2 separate regions of the Mus musculus genome follow, and region 2 is linked to region 1. A link is a loop called in an ENCODE intact Hi-C map of the cell type or tissue named here. Cell type or tissue: heart. All regions are shown on one strand. Links, peaks and the distances in the headings refer to the core of each region. The heading gives the core; the rest is flanking DNA. Region 1 holds the start of Cyp2f2 (cytochrome P450, family 2, subfamily f, polypeptide 2). Region 2 holds the start of Cyp2b19 (cytochrome P450, family 2, subfamily b, polypeptide 19).

What was found. A loop is a pair of places that touch in the nucleus more often than their neighbours do. Peaks named below come from ENCODE experiments on the same cell type or tissue, not always from the same donor. Only the 100,000 strongest peaks of a DNase experiment are listed, where the experiment ranks them.
Region 2: a loop joins it to region 1, with 6 times the contacts of the local background. A loop is called at or near these places in 6 of 42 quality-filtered maps.

What each region holds. Positions count from the first base shown.
Region 1 is chr7:27,114,066-27,124,960 of GRCm38, forward strand. Cyp2f2 (cytochrome P450, family 2, subfamily f, polypeptide 2) reads left to right here and starts at 5,890. Exons shown (of 10, transcript NM_007817.2): 1 at 5,890-5,950; 2 at 7,486-7,676; 3 at 7,770-7,932; 4 at 10,789-10,895. The coding sequence starts at 7,506. In heart, for the core only: no CTCF peak of the experiment used is centred there; no DNase peak of the experiment used is centred there.
Region 2 is chr7:26,752,821-26,764,097 of GRCm38, forward strand. It overlaps Cyp2b19 (cytochrome P450, family 2, subfamily b, polypeptide 19), which reads left to right and starts at 4,322. Exons shown (of 9, transcript NM_007814.2): 1 at 4,322-4,540; 2 at 6,216-6,378; 3 at 6,521-6,670; 4 at 9,424-9,584; 5 at 10,523-10,699. The coding sequence starts at 4,367. Gm51442 (a long non-coding RNA gene) reads right to left here. Exons shown (of 2, transcript XR_003946615.1): 2 at 3,964-4,815. In heart, for the core only: no CTCF peak of the experiment used is centred there; no DNase peak of the experiment used is centred there.

The DNA of each region.
Region 1 (10,895 bases), core at 6,896-10,895:
CACAAACTACTATCAGCAATTCTACATCACAAAGTGCCTGACAGGCACTCAAAGAGTGATTCAATGTGGTTGTTTGCTACTGGCTGTCACTGTGTTCCCGGCCTCTGGTAGTCATTTGGTTTTTCAGATACGATTCTAACAGCAAATTAGCACTGGGAGTCGTGCCTGGGAACCCAAGAACCATTCTAGGTGAGGAAACACCACAAACCTCCAACCTACTCCCTCATGTGTTCAAACAGTTGTTTAAATTGTGAGTGTGTATGTGTGTGTGTGTGTGTGTGTGTGTGTGTGTGTGTGTGTGTTTTTAATGTGTGTGTATACTTACTTTTGGGGGGGTGGTCTTTCTTTTATTTTTGGTTTTTCGAGACAGGGTTTCTCTGTATAACCCTGGCTGTCCTGGAACTCACTCTGTAGACCAGGCTGGCCTCAAACTCAGAAATCCGCCTGCCTCTGCCTCCTGAGTGCTGGGATTAAAGGCATACACACCATGCCCGGCTCCAGGTGTGCACTAGGGTGTGTATTGTTTGTGTATACATTTTGTGTGCGTGTGATTTTGTGTGCATGTGTTTATGTGTTTGTGTGTCTGTGTGTGTTTCTAGGTATATGTTTTGTGTGTGTATCTGAACATGCACACATGTGAGTGCAGGTGGTCTCAGAGTCCAGAAGTGTAGTGGAGTCATGTTTATGCTTGTTTATGTTTGTGTGTGTTTATGTGTATATATGTCTGTGTCTATGTTTCATATGTGTGTTTTGTGTGTGTGTTTGTGTGTGTGTTTTGTGTGTATGTGTTTATGTGTGTGTTTTGTATGTATATGCACACATGTACACACATGTGAGTGGTATGTGTTTTGTGTGTGTGTGTTGTGTGTGTATGTGTGTTTGTGTGTGTGTATATGTGTTTTATGTGTCCGTTAGTGTGTGTGTTTTGTGTGTGTATGCACACATGCACACATGTATACACATGTGAGTGCAGGTGTTCTCACAGTCCAGAGTGGTGGTGGAGTCTCTTGGAGCTGAGGTTATGGGCAGTTGTGAGCCTGCTAACCTGAATGCTGGGGACTGAACTTGGGTCTTCTGCAAGAGCGATACACATTCTTAATCACTGAGCCACTCTAGCCCTAACGAATCCCTCTTGAATAGTGCAAATACTGTCTGTAAAATAATATTGGTTATCTTTAATTTTAAAATATTTTTAAATTAATAAATTCAACCATGACCTAATTCCAGATAGCCAAGTCCCAATTTAAAAAAAAGAAAACACACAAGAAATGTGAAAAGAAAAGACAATATAAACCCTCCAAAAATTTTCAATACCACAGTAATTGCCTCCAGCAAGAATGATTTAGATGGAATCTCAAAGAATTCAAAAATATTTATTATAAATATGCTCAAAGAAATTTTTAAAAGAAAAAGAAAATTAACTCCAGAATAAATTCCAGAAGGACACAAACAGCTGAATGAAATGAGGAAGCCAATACAAGATATAAAAGAGGAATTAACAGAGACCAAAATTTTAATAAAAATCCAAACTAAAATGCTGGAAATGAAAAACACAGTAAGTTGAACAAATGCTCCATAGAAAATCTCACCAACAGAGCGGACCAAAGAGAAGACAGAGTGACTGAAAAGAGGACAGAGATCTGAGACTGAAGACAAGGGTAGAGTTAGAGAGTTGTTAGACTGTCCCAACAAGAATAAAATTAAAATAAGAAGAAGGGACCGGGGCTTTGCAAAATATTGGTGATACTATGAAAAGAACAAATCTAAGAAAGGCAGGCATAGAAGTAGAATTTCTTCTGAAAGCATTAGAAAAACATTCTAAACAAAATCATAGAGAATTCTCCCAACATTAAGGAAAGAGAGGCCAAGCCAGATAGGTAAGAGAAAATCGCCCATCAGTCCTAAACCACTAAATATACAGAACAAGGAGTGTGTGCACTCAACAGCAGAAAGTGGCCAGGCCTTTTATCCCAGTAGTTGGGAGGTAGAGGCAGATGGATCTCAGAGTTGCAGACCAGCCTACATAGTGAGTTACAGGTCAGACCTGGATGTGGAGAGGCTCTGTCTCAAAATAAGAAAAAAGAAAAAAGAAAAACGGCAGGAGAGGCACAAAGCCAAGTATGGTCATCAGAATAACAGCTGATGATTCAGATCAAATTTCAAAGTTCAGGACAGCTTAGAAGGATGTATTTCAAGTTTTAAAAGAAAACAACTACCAATCCAAACTAGCAAGGTTTCTGCCATAACTGAGGACAATGGAAAGACAGGCCAAAGGAATTCATAGTTGTCAAACAGGAAAGGAACTCAACTGTATTTTTGTGGTCTTTTTGTTTCATTTTGCTTTGGGGAGGTTTGGGAGGCTTGGGGCGGGGGGGGGGGGGGGTTGTTTGTCTGTCATCTATTTGTTTATCTCTCATTGGTCTTTTGCCTGTTTGTTTTGACTTGGGGTTTTATGGGTTTTGTCAAGAGGTAAAGTTGTTTCTTCTGTTTTTGTCCTTGTTTTTTAATAAAAAGAAAGAACATAAAGATGGGTGGGTAGAAAGGTTGGGAGGATCTGGGAAGGATTTGGGGAGGGGAAGAAACATGATCAAAATATAGTGTGTGAAAAAATTAATTAAAAAAAGAAGTAGTCCTGCTATGGCAGAGGACCTAAGTTTGGTGCCCAGCACCTGCAAATAGCTCATAACCACCTATAACTCAGCCCCAGAAAACCTGATGCCACAGCCCTCCTCAGGCACTGGAATTCATGTGCACACACACACTCAAAATTTAAAATAATAAGATAAATTTTTTTTGTTTTGTTTTGTTTGTTTGTTGGAGACAAGATTTCTCTGGGTGTAGCCCTGGCTGTCCTGAAACTCACTCAGTAAACCAGGCTGGCCTTAAACTCATGGGAATTCACCTCCCTCTACCTCCTGAGTGTTGGGATTAAAGGCATGTGCCACCATGCACGCATGGCTAAAATAAATATTTTTAAGGCCAAAGCACCAGACAAAGTGCTGCATGCCTTTAATCCCAGCACATGGGAGACAGAAACAAACAGATCTCTGTGAATTCAAGGCCAGCCAAAGCTACATAGTGAGACCCTGTCTCAAATACATAAATATTCATGAAATCTTAAGTAAATAACCTATGGATGTACCTCAAAGTCTTACAAAATCAAGAGTGAGTCTAATCAACCAGTAATGGGCTGGGTGCATTATTGGTAACTATACTTTTTTGCCTAGAACCTAACAGTGAGAGGTTGGAGGCGTGGCTCAGTGGTAGAACACTTGCCAGGAATCCCCCAGTGAGGGGCTGGGGGTGTGGCTCAGTGGTAGAACTTTTATCAGTTGGTTGTTTAGCATATATAAGGCTTTAGATTTGATCTCCAGAATCAAAAACGGAAAAAAAGGGGGAAAAAAGAAGAAAGAAGGAAGGAAAGAAAGAAGGAAGGAAAGAGAGAGGGAGGGAGGGAGGGAGGAAGGAAGGAAAAGGAAAAAAGAAAATAAGAGAAAAGGAAAGGAAAGGAAAGGAAAGGAAAGGAAAGGAAAGGAAAGGAAAGGAAAGGAAAGGAAAGGAAAGGAAAGAAAAAGAACACACGTAGGGCTGGAGAGATAACTTTTGTAAAAGATTTGGCTCAGTTCACAACTATCCCTAACTATAGTTCCAGCGGATATAACATTCTCTTCTGATCTCTTCAGGCACCAGGCATGCGTTTGGTACACAGATATACACACAGGCAAAACATTCATACATATAAAACAAAATAAATCTAAACAGAATGTGTACAACAAAAACGAGGAAGAACCTCCAAAGCCATTTGGTTCTATCATAACCAGATGGATGGAGAAATGGCTTCTGGCATCTTACCACACACGGCACAGCCTTCCACATAAATTATAAGCCCCAAAATCTCAATGGCACCAAGCTTAAAGACTAAAGCATATCTCTGCTCGAGTCCAAGTTCCATTTGGAACAGCACAGCAAGTCAGAACAGAAGAAAAACACGAAGTTCCTAAAACAACCCTTCATGAATCCTGAGTTCCCCCAGTGAGGCCATCACGTGGGTAGCCCTCGAACCAGATTCAAGTCAAGTCAAAGGACTGGAGTGGAGCCCGTACTGCACCTCCCCACCAGAAGTAGGGGTTGCTGCTATGGGAAACAGGAGGCTTGTAATCCCACAAGGAAGTTTTCACCCCTCTCCTGGGACCAGCCCTAACCAGCCTGTCCAGGGCTGTAACAATACCACCTGCCCCACCTCCATCTCACTGAGTACTTGAGACCTAAAGTATTGAATTACTTCCTCTCCCACAGCCTCCCAGAAGGGCAGAGGAAGCCTGGTGCACTTCCAAGGGCTTACTAGACCTTAACTCACTTCTCCCCTCACCCTGGCCAACTCTGGTTTTGGCACTCTATCCTTCTGATCTGGACAGAAGTTGAGAAACTTGGAACAGTTTCCAAGATGAGAGCCAAGAACAGACATGGGGGCAGTGACTCAGGAAAACAGAAGGAGAACCTTATATGAGGCAGTGAGGGAGAGTGTGATTTGAGTCTGCGATCCCTTTTCTGTGGCCCTGCCTTTCTCCTTAACCGTCCTTCAGCCTAAGCCCACTGTACTCACAGTCACAGAAGCATAAGCCATAGAAGCCAATAGTATAGAAGAGATACAACCTACAAGAACTTACTGGGAGATAAGAACGGGAGAAACGCAGAGAGAAAGAAAGGGAGGGCCAGGGAGGTCTGTCTACCATGCATGAAGCCCTGCATTTCATCCTCGCCAGTTACCAAAACCAGGTGCGGATGCACATGCCCATAGTGCCATCATTCCAGGGGTGAAGCTGAAAGTTCCAGAGTTCAAGGTCACCCTTAGCTACATAGCAAGTTCTAAGACATTCACGGTCACACAAGACCAGACTAGAGAGATGGTTCGGGGGTTAAGAGCCTGCACCACTCTTACGGAGACTCCAAGTTTGGTTCCTGCACTGCTCACAACAGCCTACAATTCCAAATCCGGGGAATCTGACTCTGACTTCTGTGGGCAACTGCACTCACATGCACATACCAGATCCATACACATAATTAAATTTTTAAAATAATCTTAAAGAGAAAGGATGACTCCAAGTGCCTCATCTCCTACCCTTCAGAAGGACAGCAAAGATGGATACACTTCTAAGGGTCTGCCAGACCCTTGGCTACAACATATCCACCTTTCCTTCCCTTTTAGTCTCTATTTCCTTCTTTCTCTTCTTCTTTTTTTTTTTTAACTTGACAATCAGCAATATCATATGTGTGTTGTTTTAATACGTGTCTCAGGATATTTTATTGCCAGACTAAGAGAGACAGAATGAGAGTCATATAGAATTTCAGAGACAAACTGCAAGACTGCAAGAAGAATCCACTGAGAGAGATGCCCAGAAATGAGGACTCAATGGAAAGGGAATGGGCCTTACACAAGGCCTCCTAGCTAGGGAAGCAAAACTGGACTTGAACTCATAAACACAGAACAGAAGAGCTCAAACTAGGACTGGATCCAGTACTAGATCACAATACTCCCTCCCTGGCCTGTTAATTATTTTAGCCAACACCCCATAACCCCACCTTCTCCTCAAGAACCGGGTCCAGAGTCGGAAAGCCTTTGCTCTGTCCTAAGGCAGATAGCAAGTACTGTCCACACAAAAGGGATTTAAGGTCAGCCTTCAAGCCAGGAAGACCCAGTCAAGTGACAGAGGGTTCTAGAGGTGTGGCCACATTTACCCCACCATGCCAGCTGGCTAAGAGCCCAAGGTCTATAGACAAGGTATGCTAGGATGGTAGGAGGAGATTAAAATCACTGGAAGAACCAGGAAAGAAGGCAGGGCAGAGGAGGAGCATGGAGAGACAACTTAAGGGCATGCCCTGCCCCCACATACACACATACACTGCAGCACACACAAGAACTTCAGAACATTGCTGCAGAATACTGATACAGGTGAGGGGTGGCTCCCAAGAGAGGTCTCTGTCTCTGTCTCTGCAAATCAATTCTGGGACTTGTATGTCTGTCTCAGCTTGTGGACCATGCATGCCGTTTGTCCTCCAGTCTCCAGGCCCTTTTAAAAGGATCTCTCTCTCTCTCTCTCTCTCTCTCTCTCTCTCTCTCTCTCTCTCTCTCTCTCTCTCTCTCTCTCTCTCTCTCTCCCGTCTCCCATCCATCTCCCCACTTCCCCACACCCTTTATTCCTTATTTATTTTCTTCTTTTTAACTTGACAAGCAGCAATATCATGGGTGTCATTTTAATACATGTCTTTTAAGATCCTTTATTTTGCAGTGTCTATCACTGGATGGTTTCATAGTTTTCTGGTTTGGCGTCTTTGTTGTTGTTTGTTTGGCATCTTTGTTGTTGTTTGTTTGGCTTTGAGCTCATTTGTTTGGGATTTTATTGTTGTTTTATTTGAAGGGGTTTTTTGTTTTGTTTTATTTTGTTTTGTTTTGTTGTTTTGCTTCCTGCGACAAGATTGTGTGCATGGCCCTGGACTGGCTAGAAACCCACTATGTAGAAAGGCTAACCTCAAACCTTTAATATCTTCCTGCCTCTGCCTCCCCCATGCTGGGTTGCAGGTGTGCAACATTGTGGCTGGTCTGACTCTGTTTCTTGGTGTGCATCTCTGAGCTAGGTGCAGTGAATACCTATAATCCTGGCACTCAAGAGGCTGCAGCTGGGATTAATCTGAAGCCAGCATGGCCTGCCACGTGAGACCCTGTCTTAATAGACCAGGGAAAAAAGTGTGTGTGCATCCGTCTCTTCAACGCCATCTCTCTTCTTTCTCTTTCTCTGAAGTCATCTCTCTCTCTCTCTCCCCCTCTCTCTCTCTCTCTCTCTCTCTCTCCTCTCCCCTCTCCCCTCTCCCCTCTCCCCTCTCCCCTCTCTCCTCTCCCCTCTCCCCTCTCCCCTCTCCCCTCTCCCCTCTCCCCTGTCCCCTCTCCCCTCTCCCTGTGATTTTCTCTGTCTGTACCCATCTCTGCGTGTCTCTCTATATTTTGTTATTTCTTTTTGTGAGAACCAGTGTTTTGGTAGATGGTTTAAGATAGACAGATGAGAGATAAATGAAAAATGATTGATAGATAGATAGATGTTAGATGGATTATTGATAGATGATAGACTATCAGTAGATAGATGGTTAATGGACAATATATTGTTAGCTGATAGATAATACAGCTACGTAAACAGAAAAGACATAGATTCCACTGTTTCCTATGTTGTGACTGTTGCTTTGGGTTTCTGTAGCTGTCTGTCTCTGCCTATCTCTGCATTCCTTTCGCACGTTTATGTTTTGACAATTAGTCTGTGTTCACACACACTCTTCCTTCTCCCCTTTTCCTTCTTCCCCCTCTCCCTCTTAACACTCTGACATCACTCCACCTCCCCTTCCCTCCACAGTCCCATTGCCTGGGTTCAAAGGAGGAAAGTTCCAGAAGAACTAAGTAGGGGGACCCCACACTTGACTTCTCCCTCTTTGTCCCTCCAGGCGCTGCAGCTGCCTTCACTATGGATGGTGTGAGCACAGCCATCTTGCTTCTCCTCCTGGCTGTCATCTCTCTGTCCCTGACCTTCAGCTCACGGGGCAAGGGCCAGCTGCCTCCAGGACCCAAACCTCTCCCAATCCTGGGAAACCTGCTGCAGCTTCGCTCCCAAGACTTGCTGACCTCCCTCACCAAGGTGCAGGAGACTTGGCAAGGGCAAAGGGCAATGGAGCCAGGAAGGGTTGCCACGGCCACTAAGCCCCCTGTAAACTCTCTCTTCTACCTCCAGCTTAGCAAGGAGTATGGGTCGGTGTTCACGGTGTACCTGGGGTCCAGGCCTGTGATAGTCCTCAGCGGATACCAAACTGTGAAGGAGGCTCTTGTGGACAAAGGGGAGGAGTTCAGTGGCCGAGGCGCATACCCCGTCTTTTTCAACTTCACCAGGGGCAACGGTAAGCCCACCCTCACCTCCTCCAGCCTCTAGCCCTTGCATATCTAGGTAGGGAATAAGGGTGAGAAGCTGTCCACTCAGAGCTGCAGATCTCACTAATGACCTCATGAAGGATGCAGACAAGCAATGCTGAAAGGAGGGTAGGATCTACCTCACCTCCAGCACCTCGAACTGAGCAACCTGACCAACCTCCACGTCCACTCAGTCGAACCCTACGTTCACCCCATCCTTACTCTATCTCAACCACATCATCAAATTTCCACTCAATCAAGTAGCCGAGTTATTTTAGCCTTTGTCTCACCAATCTCTTTCAGGCCTACATCAGTGTTCCCCCCCCTTTCAAATCCTATCTCATTTGGGGAGAGGGTGTTTGTTTGCACGTTGTTTGTGACAGAGTCTGTCTCCACCTGTCTTTGCACCACTGCACCAGGAATAGTCATGGTCACGCCTAGCAAAACGTGGGTGGTGGGAATAGAACTCAGGTCCTTGTGCGTGCACGGCAAGCACCTTACCCACTGAACCATCTCCTTCATCTTCTTTCTTCTTCAACAGCCAAGTCTTTACTATAACAAAAGAAATTTTTTAAAAATTTAAGAATCCAACACTTGGGGCTGGAGAGATGGCTCAGTGGTTAAGAGCACTGACTGCTCTTCCAGAGGATCCAGATTTGATTCCCAGCACCCACATGGCAACTCACAACTGTCTGTAACTCAAGTTTCAGGGGATCTGACACCCTCACACAGAAATATGTGCAGGCAAGAAACCAATTGCACATGAAAAAAAATTTTTTTAAAAAGAAATATAACACACAAGACTTTATCCCATGATTCCTAAAACAGAGGCCATCATGAGACTGTGACATCCCGGCATGGTCAGAACTGTGTTGAGGAGCTGCAGGAACCCAAAGAACATACCTGACCCAGCCAGGAAGGAATTCCTGCCCCAGAGGTCCTGAATGATGAAGGTGACCAGCCAGGGCAAGACAGGGTGAAAGAGTTCAGGGCCTAGGAAGATGGCTCAGAGGGTGAAGCACTTGCTGCAGAAGTGTGAGGTTGGGAATTCAGAGCTCCAGCCCTCACATAAATGCCAGGTGGGCACAGTGGCTGCCTGTAATCCCAGCACACACACACACAAGTCAGAGACAAGGGATCACCAGAGCTAGATAACCAGACTAGCTGGATTGGCAGGCTCTGGACTCAAGTGAAAGGCATTGCCTTAATAAAACAGCTGTGGAGAGTGACTGAGGAAGACAGCTGGTATCAATACAAATAATAAAATGTAGGGCCAGTGATATGGCTCAAGAGGTAAGGGTCTTACTGACAAGACTGACTACCTGAGTTCAATTCCTTTTTTCTTTTACTTTCTTCTTTTTTTTAAGATTTGTTTATTTATTGTATGTGAGTACACTGTCACTGTCTTCAGACACACCAGAAGAGTGTGTCAGATCCCATTACAGATGGTTGTGAGCCACCACGTGGTTGCTGGGAATTGAACTCTGGACCTTTGGAAAAGCAGTCAGTGCTCTTAACCACTGAGTCACCTCTCCAGCCTCCTGAGTTCAATTCCTGCAACCCACATGGTAAAAAGAGAAAACTGATTCCTGCTAGTTACACTCTGACCTTCACATATTTATGGCACATGTGTATACACACACACACACACACACACACACACACACACATCCAATAAATAAATGTAACAATCTTATACTATTAGTAAAAGTGAAAAGAGAGTCCGGTATGAGAGCACACACTTGTAATCACAGCATTTGATGGGCCGAACCACAGGAATCTTTGCAAGTTCAAGGCCAGCCTGGTCTGCAGAATGAATTTCAGGCCAGCCAGAGTTACATAGGAAGGCACTGTCAAGAACAAAAGCAAAAGGGTTTGGTTTGGTTATGACTTTTTGAAAGGTGGTACTGTGATAGTGTCCTTGCCTTTGTGTTTATGTGGCCCTTGGGTCAATCAATCCTAGTACCAAAAGATTTAGAAAGTGGGGAAGAACCTGCCTAGAGATAGTACTGCACACTGTGGGCTGGGCTCTCCTATACCAATTAGCAATTAAGAAATGCCCTGACAGACAACAACCACGGGCCTATTAACTGGAAGCAGTTTCTCCTTTGAGCTTCTCTCTTCACAGACATTTCCAATGAGGTTAACCAACAAAGGCCTTTTGGAGAAAATGTAGAAATGAGTCAAAAAGGGTAAACTGATGCTTAGAAATGGGATGTTTTCTCAAAATTTAAATTAAATGTTTATTTTCCAGAAAGAAAGAAAGAGAGAGAGAGAGAGAGAGAGAGAGAGAGAGAGAGAGAGAAGAAGAAGAAGAAGGAGGGAGGGAGGGAGGGAGGAAGGAAGGAAGGAAGGAAGGAAGGAAGGAAGGAAGAGGGAGAGAGAGAGAGAAAGAGAGAGGGGGAAGAGACTCACTTCCATGAAAGGTTGTACAAAGGGTCAGAGACCGTGCTTGTCCTAGGACAAGTTTCCAGTGTCCCAATATTTATTTTTCTTATTTACATATCTTATTTGTGCACTCAATAATCAATAAACAATCAACAAAGTCTGATGACAATTCAAAGGTCATTTTGACACAAAATGTGTCTTTACTCTGCCTTCTGACACCTCAAAGTGACAGGTCGTTACAAGGGAATACAGAGTCAGCATGATCAGTGGAAAGCCCAGAGTCCTGTGGAGCCCAAAGCAGGCTCCTGGTCCAGTCCCAAGAGTCGGGAAGGATTTGCTGGAAGAACTGCGGAGTCAGTTTAGAATCCCCCTCCTGATGGAGCAGGAAGAGATGACTCGGTGGCTGTGATTTGGGAATGGTTGCCAGTTGGATTTGCCGTTCCTTTTCCTCTTCCCAGGCATCGCCTTCTCCGATGGAGAGCGCTGGAAGATCCTCAGAAGGTTCTCTGTCCAAATCCTGCGGAACTTTGGCATGGGAAAAAGAAGCATCGAGGAGCGGATCCTG
Region 2 (11,277 bases), core at 2,658-6,657, 370 kb before region 1:
TCCTGAGTCCCAGTGGTCAGAGCACTCTCTGCAGGCAAGCTCTCCTATTGCAGGGAAGGTGTCCAGAGTTCTGGGTCTCAGCTCCGCCTCCTGGCTGAGGATGAAGGCCCAAGGGACCCTGTCCAAGAAGCTCTGTTGCTTCTGAGGCCATGTGCTCTCCTGTTCAGACTGGTCTCTGAGAGACCTGGGATACAAGATGGTGCTCTCACCTGAGTCCCAGGGTTAAAACCCTCTCTGGAGGCTGACTCCACAGTGATCCTAAGACTAGGGTGCCTGCAGCATGGAGAGTCCTCTGGGGACTGTAGGACCATCTTCAGAATTCGCGCCCAAGGTGGTGTGGGGCTGGTGCCAACTGGAAAGAACCCCAGCCGCTGGTCGGGCAGGTTTCCTGTGTCCCTGTTCCTGCTGGCCCAAGCTCCTCTGGGTTGTTTTGGAACAGATGTTGTATTCCACTCACCAGTGATCCCAAGATCCTGGGTATGCTAGGGTGCCTGTGGCATGGAGAGTCCTCTGGGGACCTTGGGACCCTCCACCCAGTTTGTGCCCAAGGTGTTGAGGGGCTGCATCTCTCTTTCACACTCACACTCTATTCTTTCTCTGCTGCTGCTATTTGATCAGTGGCAATTTCCCATAGCTGAAGCCCAAGCTGCCAAAGAATTTCAGGCTGGGAACAGCAAGTTGATGTTTATCACATAACAACCCTACTCATGGTACTGATTTTTTGCATTTGTTCCTGTATTTGTCACTATGGTTAAATATCTGATCAGAAGCAAATGTTTAGAAGGATTTATTTATGGCCAGTTTCATGGCAGAGAGGCATGGTAGCTGGGAAGAAGGTAGCATCTGGGAAGGAGAGACAGGGGCTGGGAGGGAGGAGGTCCTTGAAGTAATCTACTTCATTCTGCTAAGTCTTCCATGTAAAGTGTATCAGAACTTCTTTAAAATACTGTTCATTAGAGATCAAGCATTGAAACACATGGAATCATGGGAGATATTTCACATTCTTCTTTCTTTCTTTTTTACTTGTTCTTCTCTCTTTACTTATTCCCCTCTTTCCATTCCTTTCAGTTTTATCCCATACCTTTCCTCTCCCTAAGATCCACTGCTGCTCTGTTTTCCCTATGAGAAGAGCAGGATTCCTAGGGATATCAACCAAACACAACATGACATGAAGCTATAAAACTAGGCACAAACCCTCATACAAAGCTGAATGAGGCAAGCCAGTAGGAAGAGAACTGGTCCTAAAAGCAGGCAAAAGAGTGAGAGACACCCTCTCTCCCATTTAACCATGGCACTTTGTGAATAGATTGATGACAGTATTATAGGAGTGTGTCTTCTATGAGCATGCTCAGGGTCCTTTTTAGTTCTCACAGTCTTAGGCACACTTGCTTGCCCCTTGTGACATGTTATAGTGCAGCAGCAAAGGCCTCACCAGGTACTGGTGCTGTGTTCTTGAGAATAAATGCTTCTAAAATTTTTGCTAACCATAATCACCTAGTCTATTGCATTCTGTTTCAGGAGAAATGAAGCAGACTGAGACAGGCTCTGCATCCTCCAGTGCAGAGTCTATGAGGGAACAGAGACACTGTCAGAGAGGGATAGCAAGAGGAAGGTCAGGAAGCTTCATGTGCCTTGAAACAGCCAGGAGGAGGCAATCACCATTCACAGTGATCAGAGACCTAGCGGTTCCAACTATTCCTCTTTCAGGCTGAAGCCTCTCTCTCTACCTGACAGCTGAGCCTTACCATGCCTGTATCTCTTTCTCCCAGCCCTTCTTCTTTTGCTCCATATTTGTGGCTGTTATAGGTTAGAGAATGCAATGGGGACTCTGAAGAAGTCACATCTGCACTGGGGTTGGTGTTTGTACAAACACAGTGAGACTCACACAGTAATATGCAAAACTCTACTTCTAGTTCTACCACTGAGAACTAGATCCACAGTGCAAGAATATACTTGTGAGCTGTGCATACATTGTAAATCTTAATATTCAGGAGGCAGAGGCAGGGAGTTCTCTGAGTTGGAGGCCAGACTAGTCTATAGAGTGAGTAACAGGACAGTCATGGCTACACAGAGAAATCCTATCTTTAAAAAGCAACCACCAGCCAGGCATGGCGGTGCACACCTTTAATCCCAGCACTTGGGAGGCAGAGGCAGGCGAATTTCTGAGTTCAAGGCCATCCTGGTCTACAGAGTGAGTTGCAGGGCAGCCAGGGCTATACAGAGAAGCCCTGTCTTGAAAAAGAAAGAAAGAAAGAAAGAAAGAAAGAAAGAAAGAAAGGAAGGAAGGAAGGAAGGAAGGAAGGAAGAAAGAAAGAAAGAAAGAAAGAAAGAAAGAAAGAAAGAAAGAAAGAAAGAAAGAAAGACAACACAGACAGACAGGCAGATGGACAGACAGGACAGACATACACACATATACATTTGTATACATGCAAACATATCTAGAGGAACAGAGAAGACCATGCATGCACATTCAATCTGGCAATCAATTTGGCCATTTCTCAAAATATTAGGAATAGTTCTACCTAAAGACCCAGATATACCACTCCTGGGCATTTACTCAAAAGATGCCCCACTATACCATAGGGACACTTACTCCACTATGTTCATGGCAGCTTTATTCATAATAGCCAGAAACTGGAATCAACCCAGATGTCCCTCAACTAAAGAATAGATACAAGAAATGTGGTTTGTTTGCTCAATGGAATACTATCCAGCTATTTAAAACAAGGACATCAAGAATCTTGCAGGCAAATGGATGGAATTAGAAAATATCATCCTGAGTGAGGTAACCCAGACTCAAAAGGACACACATGGCATGTACTCCCTTATAAGTGGATATCAGCCACTTATCAGTAAAGGAAGCCTATGCTACACTCTAAAGACCCAAAGAAGCTAAAGAAGGGAGGCCCAAATGTGGATGCTTGAATATAACTTAGAAGGGGGAATAACATAGTCATAAGATGTAGGGAACTGGGTGGGAGAGGGGATGAGGAGGGAAATGGGAGGGGGGTGTTTGGGATCAGGTATGGGGAGAGACAAGAAAGGGGGCCAGAGGGCAAGGAGAATGAATGGAATTTGGCACCTAATGGGAGTAAGGGTTGGGGGAACCTTTAGGATGTATCAGAGATCTGGGATGGGGAGGTTCTCAGGAATCTATGGGGGTGATTTTAGCTGAGACTCCTACCAGTGGGACTATGGAACCTGAAGAGGACACCTCCTGTAGCCAGGCAGCATCCCCAGGGGACGAATAAGGATATCAACCCACCCTCAAAACTTTCAATTCAAACTTTGTCCTGTCTATAAGAAATGCATGGAGCAAAATAGAGTTGAGAATGAAGGAATGGCCAACCAATAACCAACCCAACTTGAGACCCATCCCAAGGATAAGCACCAATCCCTGACACTACTAATAATACTCTATTGTGCAGACAGGAGCCTAGCATAACTGTCCCCTGAAAGGCTCCACCCAGCATCTCTCTGAAACAGATGCAGATATCCACAACCAAATTTTGGACAGAGCTCAGGGACTCTTATGGAGAGTTGGGGGAAGGATCAAGGGTCATAGAGGAGATAGAAATGTTACAGGAAGACCAACAGAGTCAACTAACCTGGACCCTTGGGGGAATCTCTGAATCTGAAACACCAACCATACATGGGTTAGACCTAATTAACACACACACACATGCACACATGTAGCAAATATGCAGGTTTGTCTTCATGGGGATTCCCCAACAACTGGAGTGGGGGCTGTCCCTAAAGTTGTTGCCAATCTGTGGATCTGTTCTCCTACCTGGGCTGCCTTGTCTGGCCTCAGCAGGAGAGGGTGTGCCTAGCCCTGCAGAGACTTGATGTGTCAGGATAGGCTGATACCTAGTGGGGGCCTCCGCCCTCTCAGAGGAGAAGGAGATGGAAAGTTGAGTGGAGGGACTATGGGGAGGAGGGATAGCAAGGAGAAGGCATTGATCAGGATGTAAAATGATTTAATTAATTAAATAATAAATAAATAAGTGAAAAAAAGAGAAATGTTCCTTCACATATGCAGCACACACAGGTCCATGCCTGAGTAAATAAACAGATAAAACTGAGCTGGCAAGTGCAGAAATCAAGATATGTTCCTCTTAATGCCCTTTTGTCCTGTGTGTCTATTTCATGATGTCATTGCCAACATCTAGGGTTGGGGTAAAGGAATGGGGAGTGAGCAGGTCACCAGCAGCCCAAACAGGAAGTATGGGTGCTCACACACCTGGACAATGATGAGAACAGAGGCGGGAATAGCTGGAGTTGCATAAGTGAGTAGGAGGGCAGGTTCACCATAAAAGATCCTGCTGGAGTGTGCACTGAAGTCAGAAGTGATTAGACCAGGACCATGGAATTCAGTGTGCTGCTCCTTCTCGCTCTCACCACAGGCTTCTTGATATTCTTAGTCAGCCAAAGTCAGCCAAAGACCCATGGCCACTTCCCACCAGGACCTCGTCCCCTGCCCTTCTTGGGTAACCTCTTGCAGATGGACAGACGGGGCCTTCTGAGCTCTTTCATACAGGTGAGCCATCCACAGGGCCTGAGACCTGTGGGCTTAGCCCAGGTTTGCTCTTGGAGGTCTCTCAGCAGGAAGAGCAAGGGGCTCCTTCCAGGCTGTATATTCAGGTGGGAATGTCACTGAGTGAACAGTGACATGCTGTCTCATAATGATGGTACTCAGATGGACAGGCAAGTCTTCCAGTGTTGGAACTGTTGTGGACACTGTGCTTAGAACACGAGAGGTGTGAAGGTGTTGAGGTGTAAGTGTGTAGCTTCACTCCTTGGAGCTTGTCTTTTCTAGAAGAGAAAGAAAAATGTCAGAGGTATCAACCATAGGTTTTGCTCCTGCCAACAAAAGAGATTAGCCTGAGGTGTTCCAGGACAAAGAGGAGGAGAAGGGCGGGAGGTGAGGTGAGTAGGTAGATAGGTAGGTAGGGCTAATCAGCTATAAACACCATGCACTATACAAGCCAAGGACACTGGCACTGTCTATACCAGTCTCTGTACTGTTGCTTCACAAGTGGTATTTTGTGTTAAATTATCACTTGTTCATAATAATCAATGTGCAATAATCAATGACTATCCATGACCTGGTGGCCCATTAAGAGAGCAGATATAGTGGTAGCAATCCCAACTTCTTGCCCTCCTTTGGTTTTTAACAGATCAGCCACCTGGATTCACTGGCATAATCATTCATTTATATTTAGCTTTTGAGACAAGGTTGTCCCACTTTTCCCAGGGTAATCACAAACTCATGATCCTCCTCCAAGTTTTATATAATATCTTGTATCTGATCTGTAGATTGTTCTTTCACTGTTCCATAAGGTATGGTGCTGCAACCCCACCTAAAATTGTAAATACATCAACATCAAACATATAGAGCTTTTTCATAGAATTATTCCCAAAACAACATGTGTGCTGACCATTTCCACAGCATCTAATTTCTATTAGCAGCATGGAAATCTAGAATGAGCTAAAGGTCACAAGAGGATGAGGGTGGGTTATTTGCAAATGTGCACCATTCTATTCAAGGGCTTTCAGCACTGGAAGGTTTGGATATTCCTGGTACCAATTCCCTAGAGATGCCCAGAGACAACTGCACTGCCAGATAGTTTCCTGATTTGTACTGTAGACATGCTTGAAGTTAGGACCACCAGCAGGGGTCATCCATTTTCCCTCCCAAGTAACCCACTGAATGGGTCAGGGCCATTCTCTCTGACTGTTTTCAGAAGGCATGGTATCTAGATAAGATGTCAGGAACTGCTGGCCAGACTGAAGGGTGTGGTCATAGGTCTATATCTACATCTGTATCTATATTCATATCTATATATAGATCCATATCTATTTATTTTGTTTTGAGGTAGGGCCTTAGGTAGCCCAGGAAGGCTTCCAAGTGGATACATACCCAAACATAACTACTCATTATATGGCCTCTACCTCCTCAAGGTTGAGTTTATAGTCATGTGTTTAGAGCCCTACTCAAACTCTACAGTTCTGGTGCATTGATTAGAACATACAACCAATAGTGCAGACCTGCTGGGTAGTGAAATAACCCTTCAACTCTTAGGTCCTCAGAAGGGGAAGGATGGCCAGGAGAGGAGATGCCTATTTATCAATCTGTATCTAAGCATTTTAACGGTTTAACAACAATGTCTGTGCTGACTAGCCACAATCCTGGTGCCCTTATGGTTTGGCAGCTTCAAGAAAAATATGGAGATGTGTTCACAGTACACCTGGGACCGAGGCCCGTGGTCATGTTGTGCGGGACAGACACCATAAGGGAAGCTCTGGTGAACCAAGCTGAGGCTTTCTCTGGCCGAGGGACAGTTGCTGTGCTTGATCCAATTGTTCAGGGATATGGTGAGATATGGGACAGGGTGAAAAGGAGGATGTGACCCAGGAAGGTGAATCTGAGAGGTGGGATCCAAGCCATGGGAAAGGACTGGGGATTCTCTGAATTTCCAATGTGACCCAACCACCCATGTTTCCCCTACTTTCTTAGGTGTGATCTTTTCCAGTGGGGAACGTTGGAAAACCCTTCGGCGATTCTCTCTGGCCACCATGAGAGACTTTGGGATGGGAAAGCGGAGTGTGGAGGAGCGGATAAAGGAAGAGGCCCAATGTTTGGTGGAGGAACTGAAGAAATACAAGGGTGAGTCTTGGAGAGTGGACATAAAGAAGATATGAGGGCACAACCAAAGAAAGAGACACACAAGGGTAGAGAAAGACTGTAGAGACAGAAGAGAGATGAGGGGATGAAGGGTAGATATGGATAAATGTGGAGAGAGAAAAATACAGAGACATAAAAAGAAAAGTGAGGTTTATATTATCCACAAATATCTCAGAGACATAGTTTAACCATGCTGGTCACTTGTATACAGAAAAATCAATCTTTGAATTAATTTTATCTGTCAATTGGGTGTGGTTGGTATATACTTGCCATCTTAGAACTCAGAAGGCTGAGACAAGATGGTCATGAGTTAAAGGCCAGTCCTGTCCACATTGTGAGGTCCTGGCCTACACTGTTGTTGTGGGTGAGTTGGAGAATGCTTCTAGTACCATATATAGTTGTCATGGTGGGGTGTGGCTGTAATCCTTGAAGTCCAGAGGTGGAGGCAGGATGTTGACATTTTCAAGGTCATCTTCTACTACACATAGAGTTCAAGTCCACCTTGGCCTAATCTTCATCATGCCCTCCCTGCCCCACAATGGTCTTAGTCCCATGGTTCTCAACCTTCCTAAAGTTATGACCCTTTAATAAAGTTCCTCATGTTGTGTTAACTCCTCAACCGTAGAAAAATTTTTTGCTACTCCATAGCTGTAATTTTGCTACTATTAGGAAACATAATGTAAATATCTGTGTTTTCTGATGGACTCAGGCATCCCCTGTGTTGTTTGATCTCCAAGGGATCATGACCCACAGGTTGACAACCACTGGTCAACCAAAGGCAAATACAGAGCTTAGGTAAATGAAAATGAAGGAAGCAGGAAGAACTGCAGACATGTTCAAAGCAGAAACTGTGATTTCTCCTTGTTCTTGTGCTGATGGGAATCAGTGAGCACAGAGACTCATGGGAGTTGTAGTTTGGTAGAATTCTCAGGCACTTCTGGGTCCTTCGTGATTCCAAGGGCATCTTGGAGACAGAGACCTTGATTTGTAGCTCCATTTTTTTCACAGCAGGCATTTGTGGTCTCTTATTGACGTTTCTCAGGAGAGCTGAGGTGATGGCAATGCAGAAGCAGGAGAGGAAGAAAGATGCAGAGACTGGGAAAAATGGCTGGAAAGACAAGTCATAGAGATCAAGGATCCAAAGGAAGACAAGTTTTAAGGCTGAGAGTGAAACTGAATAGACTCAGGGAAGGCTCTACAGAGAATCAGAGACTATAGACAAGCCAGTTCCAGGGAGAAAGCAAGAAGGGCCCAATATTGTTGGACAGACAACAAACCTCCAACCACCAGGGTCCATGACTTAACCTGGCCTGCAAAAGACAGCAGGTCCTGATGGCTTCTGAAACACCACAGAGCCAGAAGTCTGAGAAGGGATGAAGACTGGCAGATGGGAGTGGAACATGCAGGGCATGTGAATCCATACAGGCAATCCCTGAACCTTTCTCTGTCCTTTCCTGCCACTGGGAATTAACTATCAGCTCAGAGTCAGAATGGTGACCAGGGAGGAGGTACATTGTGGACACTAACTATACATGCTGTCCCTTGTAGAATTATGGAGTGCCCCACATCTACTCTGCCACAGGGCTCAGGCCACTGGTGGAGGCAGGACCTGGGACTTTAGACTGCACTTAACCCACATGGGTGGGTTCAGGCTATGGGGAAGCCACAAGACACTGTTCCAGGGGGTGGGGGAGCGTAGTCTGAAGTGCAGGACAGCTGGAGCTGGCTTGGGGATCTGTGGCCCTGCAAGGGTCATCTGGTTCTCAGGCTCTTGAACACCGACAGGAGCCTCGGAAGAGCTGAGAACAGAGTGAGGACCCACAGCCTGGATCTAACCCAGGGCCGAAGGGGAAAATAGGGGAGAGCTCCATCTGGGTCCTGTGGGGAGGAGTCCTTGGTTTGTCCAGTGGACAACTGGTTTGGCTTGGTGGAGCACTGAGAGGCCTTCTGTGGGAGATTAGATGGCTGGCTCTTTAGGCGAAGGCCTGGTCCATTGCTCCCCACGGTGGATCCCAATGAAAAGAGGCAGTCCGTGGTTTTAAGACATTTATTGTCACAGAGGAAAGTAGATGAATAAAACCGTACCCCAGTCTCTCAGGGAGGACCTGAGGTTAAATACCTTTTGCAGGAAGGAGTGTCTGGGAAGGGGAGTTTATTGGCCAGGCCTCCAGACCTTTAGGTATCTCATTAAAATGGAGATTTGTCTTGAGGCTATGTTACCTGTGGTCATTTCTTCTACTTGTGGAGGGGCTTAGGGCATTACCCTTACGTGACTGATGGCCACAAATCTATGGAGGGCTGCAGCCTCGTGTCAGGAGCCTAGTATTTAGGAGCATGGCAAACCACCTACCGTACCTGCAGAGTCACCGGGGTTTCCAGCCTGTGCTCAACCAAGAACCAGGCTGCCTTTCACAGTCTTACAGTCCCTCTCAGCTCCTAGGGGTCTGAATGCTGACCCCAGTTGTGAGTAGCTGTGTTCTTAGTGAACTTAGCTTCCCACTCTGTATGCTACCAACACTGCATCTTATGTCCGATATCCTGAGGAAATTAAATAAAATGATGCATTCAGTGCTTAGAACAGGGCTTGGTCCATCATATATGTGCTAGTGAGGTTAGCTACTGTTGCTGTTCTTTGAGTAGTGAGTGGTGTCAGCTGCCTCACAAGATGGAAATAAATTCAAATATCCCCATGGTCCTATATCTCCTGTCTCCTGTCTTGCCTCCTCATCCTCCAGGAGCCCCTCTGAACCCCACCTTCTACTTCCAGTGCATCGTAGCAAATATCATCTGCTCCATTGTCTTTGGAGAGCGCTTTGACTACAAAGACCACCAATTCCTGCATCTGCTAAATCTGATCTACCAGACATTTTCCCTCATGAGCTCATTGTCCAGCCAGGTCAGTGGGTGGGAAAAGAGGAGCATCCAAGGCAGAGGAAACAAGAGATTGCTTTGTAGGTGAAGGAGGGAGTGTCTTAGGGCTGGAAGAAAGACAGAGACAGCATGGAGAAATAAAGTGGTTGAGACCTGGAGGCAAGGAGGGGGCATGTTTAACAGGTTAGAGCGACCTCAATGTAGAAATACAGAGCCATCCAGACATGAAGAAAACAATGATGTGTTATGAAGATGTAGTTCAGAAGACAGAATACTGTTTTCATGCATGATCCCCTGGGCTCATCCCCAGCACTATACATCCTGGGTTTGGTGGTATATCAAACATGAAATTCCAGCATTTGGGTGGTGGAAGCTGGGGGATCAGAAATTCAGGGTGATCCTTGGCTACATATTGAGTTTAAGGTCAGTCTTGCTAAAATGATACCCTGTGACCCCACCCACACACAACCCACAAATTAAAACAAAGACAGTTTGGCAAAGGGACTTGGGAAGGAGCACAGAGGAAAGGAAAAGAGAGATACAGAGAATGTAGGACAAAGGTTAGAGACAATTTGGAACTACAGTTCAAAAGCATGCATGTGTATGGTATACACACACACACACACACACACATATATATATATATATATACATACATATGTGTGTATATATATATTTATATATACATATATATAACACACTCATATATAGTGTGTGTATATATGTATATATATATACATATACATGTATATATATGTGTGTATGTGTATATATATATATATATATGTGTGTGTGTGTGTATATATATATATATATATACATATATATATATATATATATATATATGTAGTGTGTGTGTGTGTGTGTGTGTGTTACTTCATGAAATCTGAGTACCTAGGATCACTGCCCACTTCCTGTGACCGGAAAGGTCCAGGTGACCCCCTGAGTCTCTCCTTCTTGCAGGTGTTTGAGCTCTTCTCTGCCATCCTGAAGTACTTTCCTGGTGCCCACAGACAAATCTCCAAAAACCTGCAGGAAATCCTTGACTACATTGGCCATAGTGTGGAGAAGCACAGGGCCACCTTGGACCCCAGTGCTCCACGAGACTTCATTGATACCTACCTTCTGCGCATGGAGAAGGTTAGTCCTGCATGGATGAGAGATGGGGTGGGTGAAAGTGAAGGATGGGGATGTTGTCAGAGAAAAAGATGGGAGGGGACAGAGGATGGTGAGGAGAGGAAGAAACAGAGTGGAGGAGATGCAGAACATCTGGGAGAAAAGAGAAAGGGAGGAGAAAGTGACATAGGGAAAGAGAAGGGGTGTGGCCGGGGATGAAACACGGGGCAAAGAATGAAAAGCAGACAAGACCACAGAGTCTGGAGAGAAGGCTCATGTTAGAAACCCTGTCTGCTATGGCAGATGACTGGAGTTCCTTTCCCAAAACCTATGTTGGGCTGCTCATAATCATATGTAACTCCACCTCTATGGACTCCAATGCTGTCTCCTAGCTTTTCTGACAAACAGACACATAAACACACAGAGCCACAGACAGATAAACGCACACAAATACAAACACACAGATACACACTCACACACATACACACACACTCCAGACACCCACAGTCACATACACATAAATACACATAAAATAAGAGACAGAGAAGTGAGATTCTAAAGAGCAAAGGAGTCGAGTGAAGACTGAATGAAAGAGGCTAAGA